4 separate regions of the Homo sapiens genome follow, and regions 1, 3 and 4 are each linked to region 2. Evidence: read pairs that join two places in POLR2A ChIA-PET (ENCODE). Cell type or tissue: CD4-positive, alpha-beta T cell. All regions are shown on one strand. Region 1 overlaps MIER1 (MIER1 transcriptional regulator). Region 2 overlaps IL23R (interleukin 23 receptor). Region 3 has its middle 58 kb from the start of SLC35D1. Region 4 overlaps DYNLT5 (dynein light chain Tctex-type family member 5).

Region 1 (4,000 bases), 180 kb before region 2:
TCAGGCCTTACCCCCATGAAGTATTACTGTTAACATATGTTCGGACTGCTTCCCTTCACCAATGTGAACAACTTTTTTTCCCAAACAGTGTTAAAAGCCACTTTGCAACACTTGACTTCATCTTAATGTACATTCACTGTTGTTACATACATATCTAAGTAAATCAAAGTTTTGGGTGGAAGTGTTGAGAAGTATGAGTTTTTTGTTGTTTTTGTTTTACTTAAAACTTTTAATTTATCCAGAATGGCAGTAGCTTTAGCAAGCAGATGGTCACAATCTGTTTTCTAAATCATTTTTTATTAAATGAATCCAAAGTATCCTAGCTCTTTGTCAAAGATGGTCTGTAGAAATGTTTTTAAAGATTAGGGATGCTGTACTTTTTGAATTGTTGCAGTGTTGGAGATGCCATTTTCACCTTTTTAAAAAGATGCATTTTATTTGCAGGTTTGTGAAGTTCTTGCAAACTCTTACTACAGAAATGTTTTAAATACATTCTCAGGCATGTTTGCAAAAATATGGCACATGTATACATTTTAGGAAATGTTACTTTTGTTAATCTTTAAAAAATACACCTAATGAAAGACATTCCACTATTATGCGTAATGCTCAGCTTTTTGTAAAGAAATATTTAATTGTATTTTGTGTTTATACAGGTATTTCACACAATAATTTGTTCTTAATGCAGCCACTATAACTTGATAAGTCATTGCACTATTTAAAAAGTTTTAGTAATATCATGAATTTAATTTGCTTAAGATTTAGTACATTTCAGAACTTTTGAACTTTTGACAAATTGCATTGGAAAAAGAAGTCTGTTAATAGTGATTTAGTCTCCCCGCCTCATTCCCACCCCCAACAAAGCACTATCATTTTCATTTGGAATGGGTATTTTCTGTTTCATGATGTATTTTCAAATAGAGTTCAGGATCTGCAATTCAGTTCAACACAAGTTTGTTGAGCTTTAAAATGTATTTGAAGTAATATTTAAATAGGCATTTAAAATTTCAAATTAGATGTTAAATTTATGCATAGTAATTTTGCACTGTAAAATAATTCCCTTCTCCCATTCCTTGTCTGCCATTCTGAATATGCTTATTAAAATATTTTTTTAAACATATTTGCCTACATAATACTGTGTGAATATTTTCATTAGATTAATTCACTAAGATTTTATTAGAGATTGTTTGAATGATGCATGTTATTGACAAGGCAAATATATATATATACACAGTCTGTTTCTTCTATTCCTAGACATATTGCACTACTTTTTCAGTGGTTCTTGGTCCCCTTTACCACATCTTGGGTGATGTATTTTTGTCTTCTTCCCCTTTGCCACAAGAGATCCTTTCAGTCCCTAGACCTCCATTCACTCTGTTTCTCTTCTGCTGGATTATATAATTTAAAAATAATGTGTTCCCGTATTTTGTAGTGGAGTTCATATCACATTATGTTTTGCAAAATAAAACTTGTTTTGTCACAATATTTTCTTTGCTATCGATGGATAATTAGGAGTGGGCACTTGGAATAACTGAGGGCTGGTGAATATAATAGGCAATATTTACATGGGGTGTGTAACTAAATACCAAATCAGATAGTAAGGTTTTCCCAACTATAATCCATATTCATGAAAAATGCCAGTGTGGAAAACCATGTAACATACAGAAGAACAGGAGTTTCCAAATTTTAACCTTTTATTCTAAAAATGACTCTCTTCTCTCAAAATGACTTTTTCTGTATCACATAATTCTACTGATACAACTTTTTACCGTAAAAATTAACTCTCTTCTTTAATATCAAGTTCATCCTTTGCAGAATCTTAAAGGGTTTTCCACACATCCATCCACCCACTTACAGACTGATTTCATGTATCTGAATATCTGATTAACCTTTCTTTTCTAATACCAGTTTTCCATAAACTCTTGTCATGTACCCTTAGTATTGTGCTGATCTTTTGCCAACTATACGGACGTGGAGTTTTTCCTTTTCAGAATATGATTATTTTCAATTTGTCTTTAGTTAGTATAAAGAATTATAGAATGTATAATGTAATTAAAATGTCATTTTGCTTGCTCTTGAGTAAGAAGTAATTTGAACACACTTTTAAAGGCTACTTATTCTGTGAAGAATATTGAAGAATTGCCATGTAAACGAGATGAGATGGATTCTAATTGTCCAAATTGATGGTGACAGTTTCACATTTAAATGTCAATGATGACAAGCTTTCATTATGTTTCCATATACTCTAATATCCAGCAAATATTTCGGCCTATACTTGTACCAGGTACTATGCTTGCTTGGCTTGTGGCTTCAGAGATGCGGCATGCCCTGTTCTTCAAGAAGGCAGCAAAGTGTTAATGGTAGAAAAGTAAAGTGTATTCTGAGTACAGAGACAGCAAAAAGAGGAATAGGCACGATCTCAAGAAAATGAGTTTACCTTCCTCTTTGCCATGTAAGTCTAGCTAAATATTTTTCTTTTGTCAAACTTCGTATTTGCTGGAAATTAACCAACATGAAATGCATGATTTTCCCTAAGAAATTTTGTCTTTTAAAAAAAAAATTTCCTGCAGAGCTGGTTCTACCATAACAGCAGCTGTGGATTATTTAGGACTCATCCCTTTTTTCTTGTCATTCACTGTTCCATGAGCACTACTATTTATTAGGTGGAGAATCGCCTGATTTTCTGAAGTTTGGAAGAGAGGACGCCTAATGCAAATTTGGCCTGGTTATAGAACATTCACTTTTTGGTATTCTCATCGTTGTTAACATGAATGGTTGACTGAATGTAGAGCTGGCTGTGTTGTTCTGCACACTGACTGGAATTTGTAGAGTTCAGGTAGTTCTAAAATAAATGGTTTCACTCAGCAAAGTTAGATGATCCCTGAAATTGACTTTGGATTAATATGAGGAATATATAAACTTCTAAAAAATTATTTGAGACGGTCTCAGTTGGCTGCGTAGGCTGGAGTGCAGTGGCAAGATCATGGCTCACTGCAGCCTTGACCTCCTTGGGCGCAGGTAATCCTCCCACCTCAGCCTCCTGAGTGGCTGGGTTTACAGTTGTGCACCACCATGCTCAGCTAATTTTTTTTATTATTTGTAGAGGTGAGGTCTCACTATGTTGCCCCGGCCACTCTGGAAATCCTGGGCTCGAGTGATCCTCCCGCCTCAGCCTCCCAGTGTTGGGATTACAGGCGTGAGCCACCATGTCTGAGCTTAAACATTTTTAAAAAGAAAACATACGGGCCTTAAATTGGGGGTGGTTTCTTCCAGAAACAAGATCAGGTAGAGAACTGCATCAGAATAGATTGATCTGAGCCACTTTAAATTCTTGACCAGAAAATCTAGATTTAGGTTAAGAGCTTGTTCCCAAGAGGGGCTTTTCAAATTCCTTAGTCTACTCTTGTCACCAGCTGTGCTTTAGCTGAGTGAACATGAGAAACTAGTTCTGCTTAGGAGCTAATAGTGGTGCCAGTCATTCTAAGTGTATCCTTTTTTATTATTTTTGAAAGGTACTCCCTTAATCCCCTCTAAGCACATATTTGTACATGACAGAAATTTACTTGGGTGGCTGGTGGTTTTGAGCTTTCAAACATCCTGAATTATAAGCTTTATGAACTGCTCTGCTGTGTGGCCTCCTTTGTTGTCTTATGCATTTGCCTCTAGTGTTTAGTAGACAAATGTTTGCATTTAAAAAACACACCATGAACATACGTGGACTACATCTGCAATTTTTCTTTTTTCCGGAGACAACGTCTTGCTCTGTTGCCCATGCTGGAGTGCAGTGGTATGATCACTGCTCACTGCAGCCTCAACCTCTCTGACTGAAGGGAATCCTCCCACCTCAGCCTCCCAAGTGGCTGGGACAGGTGTGCGCCACCACGCCCTAATTTTTATTTTTTTGTAGACAGGGTTTTGCTGTGTTGCCAGGGCTAGTCTCAAACTCCTGGGTTCAAGCAATCCGCCTGCCCCAGCCTCCCAAAGTGTTGGGATTACAGGTGTG
Region 2 (4,000 bases):
TAAAACATAGGGAGAGTCTCCTACAGTCCTCTGTTCCTAATCTCACTATTCCAATTTAGAATCACTGTGTTTGTTATTGTAACTATTAATTTTTTTCTTTTTCTTAAAACCCACCTTGAAGGGAATAATTATTAATTTATTTAAAAGCTTAGTCAAGTCAATCTTAAAAATATACGCTAAATTCAATGTGTGCTCTGAGTGTCCTGGAGGTGTTTAAATCACTATAGTGATATGGGCTGGCTCGTATAATTATATACCTAGTTTGGGTTCTACTATTATGAAGGGTGTAAATCAATAAGTTCAGCACTGTTTTAACTCAGATATTCATTCTCTATAGCACTTGAACCCATTTTCAGTAAAAAAATAAAGGAATTTGTGTCTTTGCCATGTTCCCGTCCTCCACATTTTTGAGAATCAAGCCTCAGTTCTTGCTTCTTCTTCACCTTTACAACTTAGCTGGGGGGCAGACCCATATCACCACTACCACCTGACCCCATTGTGGCTGCTTGGAAAGTAAGAGGCTTCCTTGCTCTATAATGAGGCCATTGTCCTACTTAACTCTGAGCAGCTGATCTTGCAAGCTTTTCAAGAGAAGGAACTATAGAAAGTTGTAGAGGTGAGTTGAGGAAGGAAAGTCATAGGTTTTGGAGTCAAAGAATAAATCTACCTTAAACTGATGCCTTAAAGCTGCTAAACTTGCCCTAAATTGTGGAAATTAAACCGCAGGCAGACATCTTATCTGATGTAAGAAATCTTCTTAGCTTGTCCACATCCTCAGGAAACATAACCAAACCTCAATGCCCAAATACTTTACTATTTATCCTTTGGGGGTGGGAGTTGGGTAGAGAGACTATACAATTTCTTTGGAGGGCAAATAAGCAACTTTCACAGTTACAGAAAAAGCTTAGTTGTTAATTTAAGCCAGAGGAAAAAAAAGGAAGCAAAATAAACATTGTCTCTGTTAAAAAACAAAATTTCAGCAAATTTAGTTTTTAGATCTGATAGGTTTTTATGTGTGATTCATGAATCGGCAGCATCTCTTTCTAAAAAACTGATATGTGCTCTGAGTGTCCTGGAGGTGTTTAAGTTACTATAGTGATATGGGCTGGCTTGTATAATTATATACTTAGTTTTGGCTCTACTATTCTAACAGAACAGTTGGTTTTTGTAAGGTAGGAACAAGAAATAGAAATTTTTATAAAAACTACCAGATTGGTTAACATTGTTACTTCAGGTTATTTTCCTTGTAATGGTTAAAGCAGAGGGGATTTCCTTATCATCCCTGCTCAGGTTGACTGGGCTCTTTCTACGTGGTTGCTGTGAATTTTCTGTTTTCAGGAAAAACTAGTCTGTGGGAGTTTTACCTGCTTCCTTAAAGTTTCAGCTTGGTTATATGTCACTTAACAGGAGTGACTTCATTTTGGTTTGGTATGTGGGGGCCTAGTGCAGGAGCTCAGTCCAAAACAATGGTCTCCTATACATTTTATTTAACACCACCTTCCGTGTGTTGCAGTTTGTATAACTGATTACTCCCAAAAGCCCTCCCAAGTGTTGGCTGGGGGGCCTCTGTCCCCAAACCCAACACCAGGCAATGTAGAAGGTAAGAGAATGGACTTTGTTCCTCTTCCAGGACAGCCTAATAGAAATACATTCTCTGCCGATGGCTGCTTAGAAAGAACATCACTCTTTCCACTTATTTAACTTTTGAGTTTGTGAATTGTAACTCCTTACATAGGCCTCTGGTTATGAGTGTAAAAATGTAACTGCCAGGTGAGAATTTACTCAAACCCCTGGATTCAAGCTGAATGTCTTCTTGAGCTCTACATTCTTAGCAAACAAAACTTCCTATTTAAGTAGGTCAAAAAAGGGTTTTTGAGGGTTTTGTGGCATTCTAGAAATCACATTGCTTTCACTGGACCACTTTGATCACAGGATATTTGTCATGTGAGATTTATTATGTCAACTTATCATCACTGCTTTGAACAAAATGATTATATGTATTTTTTTAGACTAGAGACAAATTGTAAAAGACAAGATAAATGAGTCATTGCTTTCCTTGAAAAGCTATCCAAATATATTTTAAAGTGCTGTGCTTTAATGTATAATTTGTGAAATATAAACCATATTATCACAATTTCCATTTTTAGCCACAATCCTAGACACTTCTTAGATTCTTATCTAAGACTAAATGCACACATATTATGGGAAATTTGTTCTAATCAGGCCACACCAATCATGGGATAAAATACAAGATGTCTTTATTCATTTAAAAATACCAAATTAAACCATGCACAGTCATGTTTCCACTTAATCATTTGTTTAAAATTTTAAATATCTTTGACTTTTTAAATTTTAACTTTTGGACTTTATTTACAATGATGAAAGCACATTTGTTATTCAATAAAAGCCTCTGAATATTTGTTTCTAACATTGCTATTAAGTATGATTACGGAACAATTAGGCTGGCCTGTGCCCTGCTTGAGTAAGAAATTATAGAGTGATCTTTGCCAGAAGCATTGCATCTCTCTCCATTTTAATCCTTCATGTTATTATCTTAATCAAGCCAATCAATTCATGGAATAAACTTTATTGAGTGGTTACTATGCACCAAAAATGTGTTAAATGCTAGAAGTACAAAGAAGAGGAAATCACGGACTGTTTTCAAGAAGTTCTCAGTAGAAAGGGATCCTTGGCTAGACTCTGAATTAACAAGAAACCTGGCCTGTGATTCCTGAGTGTCCCAATAATAGGGGAGGGGTGGGATTGGCAAGAAAGAGCAAAAACATAAGCCCCCTTTTGTATACCTCAGAGTATTCTCTAGTATCTAGTTGTATAGCCAGGTTTTGTTCTTGGATATTGAATAACCTGGCAATGAGGCCTAACAACAACTTGATGTTATTATCATAAGCATACTCACAGGCCCATCTTTACATTGCTTCATGTTAACAAACACTTATTTGCATGTGTGTGTATAGTCATCTTTTTGATCTTTTGCAAAGTTAATTGACCACCAGACATTTGTAACCCCAAGAATTCACTTCATGTAGATGCCGTGGAGTAACACAGCCCAAACAATCTGATAGCCAAATCAATGGCACTCTGTATCTGAAACCAGAGGAAAAAATAACTTCAGCACAAATCATTGTAATCAATGAGGGACCACAACTCAAACTCCAAAATGATTTAAATTTATGTTTCCACACCTACTTCATTTAAGGCTCAATTAAAACAAAGATTTATTTTACCCTACTTGGAGCCCAGTTTCTCTCCATTGTAACTCAATGCTACAAGTCGCCAAAATGTTGTAAAGTACTTTTTAGTGTGTTCTTACTGTTTGAATATAGGTTTTTTTAAAAGGATATTAGACCTTCGATATATGAAAATAGTTTTTTAATTATAAAATCAAATTGCATTGAATATAGAGAGTTTTTAAAATGTAGACCAGCAAAAAAGAAATACCTATCATTCCCATAAAACCATAACTTTACTAGTAACCATAATCCCTCTTTAATAATTTGGAATATGTCTTTGAAATTTCAGACCCTCTCTTTCTCAGTCTCTCACTTAAATGAAACCACTAATTGAACCATTTTGCAACCTGCTTTTTTCACTTTGCCATATGATCATGACTTCACTACATATACTTTTAATTCCTTCCAAAGGCCAAGTACTTAAACTGTCTTCTTCAACATTGCTTTTGGATGTGTTTAGGACTGTATTATAGTTTATTTAACCTTATTTTGGAAAATTAAGTTTGTTTACAATTTTTTCATTGTTATGAACAATAAGGGAACATCCTTTAAGCCAAATATTTTATATATCTATGAACATTTCAATAAGGATGCATTCTTAGATGTATAATTGCTGAGTTGCAAAATATTACACCTGCTTTTACAGATTGTGATATGTAAAGTGCTCTCCATAAAGGCTGTACCAATTTGTACTTCCACCAGAAGTGTGTTAGAGGATTTCCATGAGTCCACTCCAACACTGTGTACTA
Region 3 (4,000 bases), 180 kb before region 2:
CATGCTTAGATGTTCATTAGGTCATGGGATGGCCATGTCCAGCACTGGACTCTCAGCCCTAGCACAGGTGGGCCATGAGCCCTTCGGGAAAGGTTCCGTTCACCTGACGACTCCGGTGAGATGATTAGTTTCACCGTCAGTGTCACATGGCCATCTTAAGTCTACTTTGTCACTATTAGCGCTGCAGCACCCTGAGAACTGCCAGTTTGATCCAGAGAGAAGCTGAACTCATAATTCTGATGGCTGATGAAAACAATAAGATATTAAGAAATCCAGGCCAGGCACAGTGGCTCATGCCTGTAATCCTAGCAGTCTGGGAGGCCGAGGCGGGTGATCACTTGAGGTCAGGAGTTCGAGACCAGCCTGGCCAACATGATGAAACCCTGTCTCTACTAAAAATACAAAAACTAGCCAGACGTGGTGGCACAAGCCTGTAGCCCCAGCTCCTCGGGAGGCTGAGGCAAGAGAATCACTTGAACTCGGGAGGCAGAGGTTGCAGTGAGCCGAGATCGCGCCACTGCACTCCAGCCTGGGCGACAGAGCGAGACTCTGTCTCAAAAAGAAAAAAAAAAGAAAAAAAATCCAAAGTGATAATGGGTGAAGTCTATTCAGCATCCTACAGTGGATTATTAAATTTTTAAATCTTAGTTGAGGAAACAGGTGTTTCAAATAATGTTCTGGAAACTATCAGGAAACCTGTTTTCAATATAGGCCTCAAGTTTTAATTAAGTATTTAAGGTGGTTTCTTGAAAATAATTAAATAAAATGCTTAATTAAAAAAATGTTCCCAAAGTTAAAATGGTCTCCTGAAGACACACATTTAGGCAAAAAAAGAAAAAAAAAAAAAAAGAAGAAACAACTTTAAAAAAAAGAGAAACAGTCTTATCACCTGTTAATTATAATTCCTAAAATAACTCAAATCCCTTTTCTTTTCTATGTAAAAAGAAACAACTGTACTTTAGGACCTCATCATTCTCACTAGCACAACAGCCTGCTCTATCTGATGCATTCACCTCCAGTTCTGCCCTTCCGTGATCCCCACCTGACAGTCATCCACGCAGCAATCCCAGTGATCCTGTCATAGTGCAAATCTCATCTGTAGTAGTTCAACTTAGTCACGCTGGTAGCCAGTGGGCTAAGTCTAGCTGGCAGATTTTTTGTTTTATTTCAATGCCTTTGAGCAGGTATGTACCCCAAGCCCCACCATTCACTCTAGGCATTCACACCTGGCCCCTGTGAGACATCTGAATTTGCCAACCTCTGACCTACAGTATACAATCCAAATACTGCAGCTGGTGTGATCTTTCTAAAACGCAAATGAGGCCATGCTTCTGCCCTGCTACGCTAAAAAAAAAAAAAAAAAAAAAAAAAAAAAAAAAAAAAAAAAAAAAAAAACAGACCAAAACCTCTGTCTTCATAGAGCTTGAAGTGCTATGGGGATGAAATAAGGGAGAGAAGAGAACATGGTGTGGTGAGGGCAGGGGAGCCTATTTCAGATAGGCTGGTCAAGGAAGACCCACAGAGATGAGGGGACGTACTATAACGAAAGATGCACTCCAATCAAGGAGTGGGACAGAGGCCCTAGAAGGTGGGTGGGCTGTCCCCGCCAGTATTTTCTCAGGCAAATCCTAGTTGTTTTTCAGGAATCAGCTCAAATGCCATTTCTCCAAGGAAACCTTTCCTACCATTCCCAGGTGGAATGAAATTCCTCCTCCCATACATTCATATGCATATCTCAGCTATACTTTCATAATTCTGTCATCATTTGTGAACATTGTCCTCAAAAATATTCACCGAAAAAAATTATCTGAAGGATAAATAGGCAGATATGATAAAGCACTCTTGATGAAACCCTCCTATTTCTTTCTCTAACAACGAGGGATGGTATATGAAATATATTCTTCAGAAAGAAAGGGGTTTTGAAATCAAAGTCCAGGTTTACATTTCTCATGTGAGTGAAGTTGGACAAATTCCTTAGCCTGGCTAAAGCCACCATTTATGCACCAGTAAAGTGCTGGAAGGACCAAATATGAGAAGGCACATTTTAGCCCGAACCCAGTGAAAACACATAGTCGGCCCTCAGTAAATACTGCTTTTCCTTCCTCTTAAACTGCTTTCCATCATTTAGCTGCCAAAAGCAGGTGTTGCCACAAGAGGGCACTTTTAGCACAGCTGGAAAAGCATAGCTGCTTTGCCTTCTCAGATTAAACCAGCCACCATCTCATGCTTAAGCTTTAAATCCACAGTGGGTGAACAATGAATGAAAAATAACATTTGACAAGTATAGAGCGGTGATGAGTTTGGTACTGCCAAGTCTATTACAGACAGACTTAAGAGAAACGAGAACCTAGCATGGTGGCGAAGAGCAAGGGTGTTTGAAGTCAGACTGATGGGGGTTTGAATGCGGGTTCCCTGACCACACCGGGCAAGTGTGCCTCTCTGAGCTTCACCTGTAGATGCCAGGCCTCTAGTAGAGGATGGGTGCTGGCCCCAGTGAACTCAGTCTGGCTTGATGGATGGATGAACCAATGTATACATAGGCCCCAAGTGATGAGAACTGTAGGAAAGAAGAATTGAAGTTACCTGGTAAATGCTGACCCACTGTGGGTACACAATGGCACTAGCTCTGTGCTTTCTCCTCTGAGCAGTGCATCATCTATAGCGTTGCCCAATACTGACAGCCTATGCTTCAAGGAAGCCAAGTGAGACAAGAAGCTATCAAAAAGATGAATTCTAACTTCAACAAATTAGAAAAAAATCAGACTCTAAGAGGGTTTTTTAAAGTTGATTAAAACACATGTGTTAAGGACAATCTCTTCAACAAATGGTGTTGGGAAAATGAAATATCCACATGCAAAAGAATGAAGTTGGACCCTTACTTTACAACATATACAGAAATTCACTCAAAATGTATTCAAGATCTAAATTTAAGACGTAAAATTATAAAACTCACATTGGATTTGGCAGCATATCTTGGATATGCCACCAAAAGCACAGGCAACAAGAGTAGAAGTAAATAACTGGACTACATACAAATTTAGAACTTTGCTGTGCATCAAAGTCAATGGATATAATCAAAGGAGTGAAAAGGTAACCTGTGGAATGACAGAAAGTATTTGCAAATAACATATCTGATAAAGGGGCTGGGCACAGCACCTTACACCTGGAATCTTAGCATTTTGGGAGACCCAGGCAGGCAGATTGCTTGAGCCCAGGAGTTTGAGACCAGCCTGGACAGCAATAGCAAAACCCCGTCTCTACAAAAAAATTAGCTGGGTGTGGTGGTATGCACCTCTACTCCGCTACTCAGGAGGCTAGGGTAGGAGAATTTCTTGAGCCCAGGAAATTGAGGCTGCAGTGAGCTGTGATCATGCCACTGCACTCCAGCCTGGGTGACAGAGTGAGACCCTGTGTTAAAAAAAAAAAAAAAAAATATATATATATATATATAACCCCTTTAGATATAGATATATCTGTGTGTGTATATATATACACACACAGATATAGAGATGTATAAAGATGTATCTGTATATATATGCAGATACCCTATATCTAAAGGGGTTAAATATGTATTTACAACATATACAGAAATCAAAAATATATTCAAGATCTAAAGACATAAAATTACAAAATTCTTAGAAAACAGGAGGAAAGCTGTTAAATATATATATATCCTTAAATATATATATTAATTTAATAATATAAATATTGTTATTTATATATTATATGTTACTGTTAAAAAAATATATATATATCTCCTTAGACATATATATCTAAGGGGGTTAAAATCCAGAATATAAAGAATTCTTACAACTAAACATCACCTCAAGCATATGAAAAGATGCTCAACATCACTAATCATTAGGAAAATACAAATCAAAACCAGAACAAGATTATCATATCACATCCATTAGGACGGCTACAATCTGAAAAACAGAAAATAACAAGTGTTGGTGAGGATGTGGAGAAACTGGAACCCTTGTGCACTCTTGGTGGGATT
Region 4 (4,000 bases), 400 kb before region 2:
TTCTGTTACCAAGGAAGAAGGAAAGAACAACTTTAGAAAGTAAATAAGAGTCCCTGACACGATGTTCATTATAATTTTCTTTATAATAGTAGAATATTGGAAATAGCCTAAAAGGCATGGATGATACATGGTTAAATGAAATCCAGAATGTGTATGTATTAAGTACTGTCTTGATATTTAAAGTATTGTTTGCTATTTATTGACATGGAAAGTTATCCATGATACATTTTAAATTTTTTTAAAGCATCTATAATATGAGCCCATATGTAAAATCAAATGTCTGAAATGATTTTTGTTAATGTTAACAGGGGTTAGAGAACAACTGAGGTTAATAATTTTTTGTAATTTTACTTTCTTCTCTATGTTTTTCTGTATGTTTTGAATTTGTAAAATGAGCATACACTGTTTATATGATTCCTATGGAAATAAAAGGGCACTGAACAAATTTATCTACAATAACTCAAAAAAAGTCAATCTGCAAAACTTTCTATTTGCACACCAATCTTCAACCAGTGGGATTTTTAAGCTGCCCTTATGACATTTACCAGTTTCATAATGATAATAATATTAAGTGCACTGATTGTCAATCTTCAGTAACTGATAGTGAAGACAGTTTATAAAAATCCTTATTTGCTTTTTTGTCTTGGAATTTTCACTCCAGCTAATTTGAGTTTTGTACCACCTCTTCTTCTCCATGAATTTTTAATATGGTGTTCAGTAGAAAAGAAATTGAGTTTTTATGAATACCTTCTGTATTATGCAAGTAAGTTTTAATTGCAGTGATTAATTATTTCATTGTCCCTATTTTCATTCTGTCTGTTATAATCATACTTGGGACTTTGTCACTAAGAGGTAAACAGGACATTTGAAATCTGTCTGCCTTTTATACATGTACATTAAGCCCTTTGCCTCATTCCCTTTATCTCTGAAATGGGTAGAATAATGAATCTTTTACTTACCTCAAAGGATATTGTGAAAGTAAAATGAGATAATTTATGGGAAATGTTTTACAAAGTTAAAAGTAGCATATATAGTAATGGAGCAGACTGACTTATCTTAGAATCAAGGGGTTTATGTAACATTGGGTTTTTTAAGCAGCAGTAATCATCTTTGGTATTGCCCACAACACCTGCAGCCAGTGTGGCCAAACAGGCTGGTTGCTACTTCAAAGGGCAGCAGTAAATTGAGGAAGGCAGGTGTTATAAGAATAAAGATTAAGTCACTCATCCAGAAATCCACCATGAAAAAAGCAGCCAGAATTTCTTCCATCATTTTCTTGGGCTGAGTGGGTAAACCCTAATTTATCATGTAAGTTGTATTGCATTAAAGGATTTTTAAAAATAGATTACCCGTGATTTTCTTAAAATATCGATTTGCAAGAAGTTCATTAATTCCAAACAGCGTAGAACTAAGTATTTTAAATTCCTTGCAAGAAAAAAGATCCCCAAAGATTAAGAGCAAATATCTATTTTTTATTTAATTAAAGCAAAAACATAGCCTGCTTAGAAAAGTGGTCACTCTGAACACACACACACACAAACACACACCCACACACACACACATGCTATTATATCCTCCCCTTTGAAATGACATCTGTCTTAAAGTTCATTTTCACAGGTGGAGAAAATTGAGGGTGCAGCATTCTGAGACTGTCATTAGTTACAGCTGAATTTCCTCTGAACTAAGTTGAATTAAGTAGTGCTGGAGAGACAGTGGGGCCTCCTCTTTGCTTGGGTCTCCTGTTTAGCACCAGGATAAGCTCATATTGCCTTGATAACGAAACCAAAACCCTTTTTCGATGTTGAAAAGGCCGATTGATGCTTATTAATGTATTATAGTTTTGGTGAATTGCGGTTTCCTCTACCACGTAGATGAGTTTCTCATTTTTCTTTTTCATACTAAAGGGATTTTGTGAACTACATATAATAGTGAACTCTTTATAATACTCCATGTGTATATAGAGTTGTCTTCCAACATTTTAAGCTTCCTCATATGTCCCCCAGCCCTGTTTGTGAGCTTTATCTACTTTGAGGAGAGGCTTTATATCAGTGGTGGAGATGCGATTGGCAATGGATTTTGAAGTATGTACTGTTACCCCATACACATACATCAACCCAGGATCGCTTTCTGGATAATTTGATGACCTGGGTAACTGCCCTGGGCTTCAGCCATCACATTGAGACCTGCTCCAAATAATTCCTCTGCATCTTAATATTTCCATCTCTAAAATGTTTTGGACTTTCAATATGCCACTAGGATATTTACATAAGACTTACTTGAAATTTTCTGAGAAAACTTCATCTTTGTAACATTTTAGCTTAAAGCAATATTGTATTTTGTTATTATTGTTATAATAATGACTAAAATTTGTTTTCTCCCTTGTTTTTAGTTCTATGAGTACTGTGTCTTATATGGAAGAACCCAGTCAGCGTGATGATATCTCTCGCCTTACAGTTCAGATGGAAAACACCTATCAGTTGGGTGTGTTCTTTTATCTCTCACTCCTATTTTAAACTTCTAAATTGGTGACTGATTCTCTTAAAAATGATATTTGATAACCTGGCATTGTCTTCAATTCTAGCACAATATAAGGGACTTTAATGAATTGAGTGATTTGATGTTGCTTTAGTTTCTTCCTCAGCAAAAAGGTAACAACACTTGCTGTCTTACTTTTCTTTACTAATGTTTCCCAAATGCCAAACAATTCACTGGGTGGCACTGATGCATACAGTATACTACTGACTTAACAAATTCACTGAGTATTTCTGGGTACATAGATATGACTTAAATGAAAGAGATAAGTATTGATATTTTATCCAACAAAACCAATCAGTGTTGTTAGGTGAAGGAAAAAAAAAAACTCAAAGCAAAGGCAAATGACTCATAGTCCCCTGTTGACAGAGACGTTTATCCATTACCACTGAGGTTTTGAGTCTTTGAAAACAAAGATCTTTGCACCTGCCGCTATACTCCCAGGTGGAGTCCGTGGCAAATATCTTTTCCCATCCATGTTTCCTCATAGACCCACTTGTTTTCTCTAAAAGCGTACCTGCCCACTATTACCTGAATTCATACATAATTACTGCTATATGGAAATTCCACAGAGATTTACCAAGGGGCAAAGAAAGACTCTATGGGCCAAGGTGATTCCATCTGTGGCCAGTTAACCCCAAGAAAATTATAGACCATCAGCCTGTCCCCTCTGGCCTTGTAGCCAGTTTTCTACAGGAGTCCCCAAGACTACATGGATTACACGGCTCCATAATTAGCCAATCTACTGGTATTTTCACAGTGCCTGTGGTGGACAGCTAATATTCCTGCCATCCAATATACTTTTATACTTCTCTGGTAACCTCACTAAATTTCCTTTGAAATTCCACCAACATCACCACTTTTGATCCTAGCATTCTAATGAAGCTGGCACTGGCTTTATAGATAGAGCAGTGACTGATTCTAGGATGGCATATAACCATGGTGAATCCAATCAAAGACTTTGAGATTAAATTCAGAAAATGTTGTTTGGCCTGTTGCAGAAGAACATAAAGCCCTGAAACTTGAAGGAATGTAGGGGCTCTGGCAGGATCTGCCACCTTGCCCTGACTTGAAACTGAGAGAAAACAACAGAATCCTGGTGTCATCATTTGAGTCCTAAATCCAATTGGCTACCCTTTAACTTTTCAGTTAGGCAAGCTAAGTTTGGGTCAGGTTTTCCCTCACTTGCAACTAAAAGTTCTTAGCCATGGGGTGTCTATGACTTTGAACTGTGCATGCTGGAAGGGTTTGAATCAGATTTGAACAAGACAGGGCCAGTGAAATGTGAATCTCTGTGTTTCTACATAAGGATATTTTTTGCAACTTGTTTTCTCAAATAAAGCATCTTATCAGTTTTAGAAGTACTGAGTATGAACCACATTAGAAAAGTAATTTTAGAAAAAGCTTAGTATAGATGAAATATACCTGTATTTTCCTACAATAGTCTATGTGAATTTTTTAATAATTA

What was found. ChIA-PET counts read pairs that join two places held together with the same protein. Peaks named below come from ENCODE experiments on the same cell type or tissue, not always from the same donor. Only the 100,000 strongest peaks of a DNase experiment are listed, where the experiment ranks them.
Region 1: POLR2A ChIA-PET joins it to region 2 with 5 read pairs; 2 of 35 experiments call an interaction of 5 or more read pairs at or near these places.
Region 3: POLR2A ChIA-PET joins it to region 2 with 6 read pairs; 2 of 35 experiments call an interaction of 5 or more read pairs at or near these places.
Region 4: POLR2A ChIA-PET joins it to region 2 with 5 read pairs; 1 of 35 experiments calls an interaction of 5 or more read pairs at or near these places.

The regions. Positions count from the first base shown.
Region 1 is chr1:66,986,550-66,990,549 of GRCh38, forward strand. MIER1 (MIER1 transcriptional regulator) reads left to right here. Exons shown (of 14, transcript NM_001077700.3): 14 at 1-2,070. It also overlaps a transcript of SLC35D1 not described here. Among named protein-coding and RNA genes, the nearest start is that of MIER1, 64 kb to the left of the region's middle. In CD4-positive, alpha-beta T cell, no CTCF peak of the experiment used is centred here; no DNase peak of the experiment used is centred here.
Region 2 is chr1:67,170,320-67,174,319 of GRCh38, forward strand. All of the region lies in intron 3 of IL23R (interleukin 23 receptor), which reads left to right. Among named protein-coding and RNA genes, the nearest start is that of IL23R, 5.9 kb to the left of the region's middle. In CD4-positive, alpha-beta T cell, no CTCF peak of the experiment used is centred here; DNase peaks (open chromatin) are centred at 722 and 1,892; H3K4me3 peaks cover 652 bases; H3K27ac peaks cover 626 bases.
Region 3 is chr1:66,994,088-66,998,087 of GRCh38, forward strand. It overlaps a transcript of SLC35D1 not described here. Among named protein-coding and RNA genes, the nearest start is that of SLC35D1, 58 kb to the right of the region's middle. In CD4-positive, alpha-beta T cell, a CTCF peak has its summit at 2,128 (motif pointing right); a DNase peak (open chromatin) is centred at 2,144.
Region 4 is chr1:66,767,998-66,771,997 of GRCh38, forward strand. It overlaps DYNLT5 (dynein light chain Tctex-type family member 5), which reads left to right. Exons shown (of 5, transcript NM_152665.3): 3 at 2,390-2,481. Among named protein-coding and RNA genes, the nearest start is that of DYNLT5, 18 kb to the left of the region's middle. In CD4-positive, alpha-beta T cell, no CTCF peak of the experiment used is centred here; a DNase peak (open chromatin) is centred at 1,754; H3K4me3 peaks cover 820 bases; H3K27ac peaks cover 733 bases.